Linked DNA regions of Homo sapiens: region 1 is linked to region 2. The links are chromatin loops, found by intact Hi-C in ENCODE. Cell type or tissue: OCI-LY7. All regions are shown on one strand. Links, peaks and the distances in the headings refer to the core of each region. The heading gives the core; the rest is flanking DNA.

The links. Peaks named below come from ENCODE experiments on the same cell type or tissue, not always from the same donor. Only the 100,000 strongest peaks of a DNase experiment are listed, where the experiment ranks them.
Region 1: it touches region 2 in a loop (4-fold over the local background); 4 of 110 quality-filtered maps call a loop at or near these places.

The regions. Positions count from the first base shown.
Region 1 is chr18:48,775,426-48,778,325 of GRCh38, forward strand. The region is part of intron 9 of CTIF (cap binding complex dependent translation initiation factor); the gene reads left to right. It overlaps LOC107985147 (a long non-coding RNA gene), which reads left to right. Exons shown (of 2, transcript XR_001753444.2): 1 at 1-364; 2 at 1,400-2,900. Among named protein-coding and RNA genes, the nearest start is that of CTIF-AS1, 65 kb to the right of the region's middle. RefSeq lists enhancers at 636-1,136, 1,137-1,637, 2,873-2,900. In OCI-LY7, for the core only: CTCF peaks have their summits at 1,816 (motif pointing right) and 2,020; a DNase peak (open chromatin) is centred at 1,816.
Region 2 is chr18:49,020,268-49,023,167 of GRCh38, forward strand. No RefSeq gene overlaps it. Among named protein-coding and RNA genes, the nearest start is that of DYM-AS1, 2.0 kb to the right of the region's middle. In OCI-LY7, for the core only: CTCF peaks have their summits at 1,752 (motif pointing right) and 2,639; a DNase peak (open chromatin) is centred at 1,734; H3K4me3 peaks cover 1,293 bases; H3K27ac peaks cover 927 bases.

The DNA of each region.
Region 1 (2,900 bases), core at 256-2,755, 240 kb before region 2:
TGCCCACGCAGAGATTCTTCCACAAGTCCAGGGGCCCCCGGCACAGTAGGACTTGAGGTTTGGGTGCAGCACTGTAGACAGCCCAGGATCCAGCCACAAGGAAAGCTCTCCAAGGGGCCCTGGGACTGGCCTGGAGGCCCCACAGGGTTCCCTGAGCTCAGTACTGTGAAACCCCAGTGAAACAGGCACTGGCCTCTGCCTGACACATAAAGGGGGGCAGGGCCAGCTCAGCCAGAGGGCAGTTTAGGAACATCAGAGGAAGGGGCAAGCCCTGTAAGTGGAGTAGGTTGAGGAAGGCTTCCTGGAGGAGGAAGCATGAAGGAAGAGGCAGGATCTGGGTGGAAGGAAGACAACAAGAGGATCTGTAAGTGGCAGGACCCTTTGAGGGACTGGGGGTTGCAGAGGAGGATTGGGGAAGGAGGTACCGCCAGCCTGGCGGAGGGTGTCAATCAGCAAGCCCAGGGCTGAGGCTGCCCAGCCGGGCCGTGACCCCAGGTCACTGTAACCACACTGGCCCGTTCATTTTGCTGGCGCCTGCTTCTTGCCATTTCAGGCCAAGACCATATTTTCATCCAAAACTAAAACTTCTACCTCAAGAGGCGTGAGTTTCCTGCCAGCCTTGGGCCGTCTTTTGCAGGTGGCAGAGTGGGCTGCTGAATCTGCGACCCTGGCCAGGCTCCAGGGCCTCTGAACCCTGGGGTTTTGCTGAGGCAGGTGGTGTGGCACCAAGGGCCTGGCATCTGAGGCCAGAAGATACCCGCCACCCCTCCCTGGTGAGGTTACTGCCTTGTAGGAGAGGGTAGGGATGCCCACCTCCATATGCCCCCATGTGCCCCAACCAGCCCCTCTTTGTGCACCAGCTGCTTCCAGAGCTATATGGAGATGGGCGCCCACCGCCCAACCAGGCACAGAGGTGCAGTGCTCGCTGTGGGGGAGGGGGAGCATGATGCCACCCCCAGGAGCTCTGCAGGAGCCAGAGCAGGGTTGTGCAGGAGGCTGCCATGGGGCGGGTCTGCACAGCAACACTTGCTGCTTTCACCTCACTCCCCTCTGCAGAAGCCCCTTTTCCTCCCCTCCCTCAAGTGGTGGAGCAGGAGGCAGAAAGTCTGAAGCCAGCCCCTCAACTAATGTCACCGTCTGAGCCTCAGCATCCCCATAGGGGAAACGAGGGCACTGGGTCGGGTGTGGTCTGTGGGTCAGGTCTCCCCAGCCAGGCACCAGGCCCTCTCCAGCAGAGCCTGTGGCACCTCTGTCTGCCTCGCACAGCCCCTCAAGTGCCTTGAGCCTGTGAAGGTTGCAAGGAGGTCTAGGACTAGGGAGAGGCTGGAACCCACTGCGGGTGGGAAGAGAAGATGGGAGCTGCTCTGTCTGCAATCTGGCAGTTGTTTATCCCAAACAGGGAACCAGAAGCTGAGGATTTAAAGGCTCGGCGTGGGAGGAGGTGCTCTGGGCTGCAGGAGATCCGGTGGGGAGCCCCAGCCCTGCCTTTCCCTGGCTGGGCGACCTCAGGCCAGGCCTTCTACCCTGATGGTGGCTTCCTCACCCATAAAACATGGAGAGGTTAGAAGTCATTTCAGACATTCCTTCCAGCTTTGTTATCCCAAAGCAGATGCGCTAGGCAAACAGAGGGTGCCTGCTAAAATGCCTGTTGCTGACTGATTGGTTAGCGGGTTGACCAGTGCAGAGCAGGACCCATCCCCAACTCTCCCCACCCGGCGGGTCTGGCCGGCTCCTTCCCACCCGCCTGGCCCCATTTACAGAGTCTGGGGCCTGCTTGGCTTGTGTGTGCTGGCGGCAGCACCTGCTGGGTGGGCAGGGCGGCCTGCAGGGGGCACCAGTGTGCAAGGCCAGCCCTTCCTGCCTGCGGCCACCTCCCAGCATCTTGGCATCCTGGGGGCTGTCCCACAGGGAAGATTTAAACTATATGATGGTGACCGCCACCAAGCCACCCTCCTATGTGCAATTTTCAGACCCCTTGGGGTCCCAGCCCTGAGTCCAGAAACCTCAGGCTGAGAGTTGGACTAGAACCCACAGCAAGGGTCCCCTCCAGACCTCCAAAACGGGCCAGTGTAGTACTCATTCCCATTTTATACCCAAGACAACCAGGGCTCTTGGAGGCCACAGGAGGGCCACCGAGGTCTCAGGTAGCTTAGAAGGAGGACAGAGCATGGGTCCTGGATTCCCTGGGAACAGTGCCTGCCCAGAGACCCAGCTGCCCTTAGGAACGAATGAGTATCAACCAGCTGAGGCTGCATTTTCTTAAAATGCATTGGTTTGTCTAGTGTTGTTTATGTTCTTTCTCAAACAGCAGGAAGAGGTTGTGGGAAGAGCCCTGGCTGTCAACAGGCTTCTCCCATGCAGTAGGGGTGGACAGAGGGACTGCAGCCAGGGTCAAGGGCAGGCCATGGGGCGGTGGGACAGAGAGCAGGCCGCAGCCTCATCTGGCCTCAGTAGCCTTGTACAGAGGCAAAGGGGCTTCCGTGTGGGGTGTCAGCTCCTTCCACACCTGCCTGGACCCGGAAACAGGCATGCCTTGAGTCACCAGCAGTGGGCAGCCGTAGAGTCACTGTTTCAACACCGCCAATTTGTTGGTCCCACGCCTGGGGCCCCTGTGGTCATTGCAGTATGTTTTATGGAACATTCTGTGAGGATTCCTCTTGGGGTTTTTTAGCAGCCACCCGTTAGGATGTTCCTAAAGTAGAAGGCAAACAGCCCACAGGGCCTCAGAATTCTAGAAAAAATGTCTGTGCACAGCATGGGAGCCTGAGCCAGGAGGGCATTCTCAGCCATCTTCTAAGGAGCCAGGTAGAAAAATGGGGTCGATTCTATTGTAGTTACTTCCTTATTTTAGCTATTCATTCAGAAATGTTAGCTGTTCAAAGGGTATGTCATTTATCAAT
Region 2 (2,900 bases), core at 197-2,696:
GGCTGTAACCCTCGCTCCAGCTTCCTGCCCCGGCATCCCCCAGCAGCTCTGGGGCAGGAGGAATCGTGGCCAGCCCTAGGGACAGGGGACTTGGGTGGATATGCAGACTCCCCCACCCCCGGCCTTCTTCTCCACCCAGGGAGGCTGCCCTTTGCCCCTCACCCTGTGCCCCATGCCTCTTCCACCCTCACCCCTTCTATAGATCGTCACAGACCCCAAACCAGGCTCCCTGGTGGTGGCTTGCTGTGGTTTGGGGTGGAAGTCTGGCAACCCAGACCCTACCCCCATTCCCCCATCCTGGCACCTCTGCTCTCTGAATCCCCTGAAGGCTCAGGTGGCCTGAAGTTGTCTTTCTTGCCTCTGGGGAGCTGACATTGGAAGCCCCAGTCATGGCCTCTCCCGAGTCCAGACCTATGTCTCCGGTGGTTTCTGCATGTCCACAGGGATGTGTCATCCCCACTACAGACTCGGCATGCCTGAAAACAGCCTCCTCACCTCCCCTCGGCCCCAAAACGCACCACCCCCTCCACTGACATCCTCCCAGGCGCCCAGCCTGAGGCCATCACCTGGAATCAAATCCCACCAGCACGGACAGAGGCGGCCGCGTGGCGGGCAAGGGGAAAGAGGCGCTGGCTCTGGAGCTGGGGAAGCTGGGTCCAAGCCCCTGCAGTCCCTGTGTGAGCTGGGGCCCAGAGCTACCTCCTGAGGCCTCAGTTTCCCCTCTGTTTCGGAGCTGGTGGGAGAGTGACTGAGACTGGGTGAAGTGTGTGGAGAGTGGCAGGGGGCTCGTCCAGTGTGGGTCCCGGATCCCGCATGGGAACCCTTGCAGTCGTCAGGGCCTGGCTGCAATTGCCTGTGAGGGCCCTGCCTACCCTGGCCTCCCCTCCGCTCCCACACAGCTGTCCAGTTCCACCATGACCTTTGCCAAGCCATGCCCCGGCTCAGACCCCTCCAGGGCCGGCATGGTCACCACACTGGAGTCCAGTGCCACTGCCCCCACTGCCACAGCTGGGCCCTGGCTACCCCTCTAGCCCTTCACCAGGACATCCCATCCCCACCTCTCCAGGCAAAGCGCACAGCTAGTGTGGTCCCCCACCTCCATCTGCAGCACGCAGCCCCCAGGGGCCCTAACTCACCCCCTCTTCCCTCACAGGGCTTCCCTGCCGTCCAGTGTTGGGTGAGAAAGGTGGAGGGGACATGTAGCCCCGGATGGAGGTGCAGCACCAACGAGAGAGCTCCGGCCTGTGGGAGGGACGCTCAGGCTTAGGTCAAAGCCAGGAGCTCCGGGAAACCTGGGTTCAGCCGCCACGCCCCACGGAGGGGACACACCCTTCCCTGCCTGATGGCAGGGCCCATGGTAGACAAAACCCATGACCTCACCTCTCCTGGCTCCAGGGCTCAGCCCTGCCCACTTCTGGAGAATTCCATGACTCAGGTAACAGAGGAGGGGCCTAGCCAGTCTCAGAGCCAAGGTCACACCGCCCTACACCTTGCTGTCCCCACAGCATCTGCAGGAGGAGCATGCCAGGACCAGAGACCCAGGGAGCAGCCTCACCAGAGGGAAAAGAGCCTGTAGAGTGGTGAGCTCAGGTTTGTAGCTCCCGCAGGCAGGGCATGAGGGGCTGGGAGGCGGGGCCTGGGCCTGGCGTCAGGGAGGTTACCTAGCAGACGGTCCCACAGTCCACACTCAGGGCTGCCAGGTACAGCTGCATGGGTTGTGCACTGCTTAACTGCAGAGGGCGCCCCACACACAGACTTGACATGCTGGCTGGACCACAACGTGATGGCCCTGATTGTTACACACAGACACATACACACGCACGTGCACACACATGCAGACACACACATACATGCACACGCATGCATACTTGGGTCCACACAGCCTTTTTTTTTTTTTTTTTTTAAAAGAGGTGGGTCTTGCTCTGTCACCTAGCCTGGAGTACAATGGTATGATCATAGCCCACTGTAGCCTCGACATCCTGGGCTCAAGCAATCCTCCCGCCTCAGCCTCCTGGAAATATAGGTGTGTGCCACCACACCCAGCTAGATTTTAAAATGCTTTTTAGTGGCAAGATCTCACTATGTTGCTTAGGTTGGTCTTGAACTCCTGGGCTCAAGTGATCCTCCCGCCATGGTCTCCCAAAGTACTGGGATTACACACAGCCTCTTGGGGAGTTATTTCACACCTGTGTCCTAATGGGCTCACACGGCCTCTGCCCTGTTTAAGGATGGCAACAGTGAAGTAAAGGAGTGACTGTTGGGCAGGGGAATGGGCTTGGAATGGAAGAGCTGACCTGAAACCACTTTGCTGGGCCTGCCACATGTTCTCAAATATCAAAATCATCATCACAGCCCTAACTAGGACCCACTGGGCCAGGGCTGGGGCCACCCTCTCCACTGGCCATGGCCTCAGCTGAGTGGAGCCACTTCCCATTCTCTGAACCTGCCTTGATTTGGGGCTGACCAAGCCCTTGCTCATGGTGTCCCCAAGCTGGATCTCCCCCATATGGACTTTGAGGCACAGATGAAATGTGACGTTGCACGTGGAGGCTGCCCTGGCCCCTGGAAGGCCTGCACCACCCACCCCCGAGGCTGCAGGCTCTCCCTTCCCTGGGCTCCCGCCTCCCCTCCCACAGGCGTGCCCATGCCTTGCCTCTTAGGAGCTCCCCTCGGGATAACACTTCCAGCAACACACACCTGTGAGGCATGGACCATGGATGCATCAGGCTCTGCTCTGAGGGCGCCACCTTGCAGCACGGGCTTAATCTTCGTAACAGCTTTGCGTGAACATCAATTATTACCTCCATTTTATAGATAAGGAAATGGAGGCCCTGAGAGGTCCCACAGCCAGTACGTGCTGGAGTGTGATTGGAACCCAGGTGGTCTGTCTCCGGGGTCCA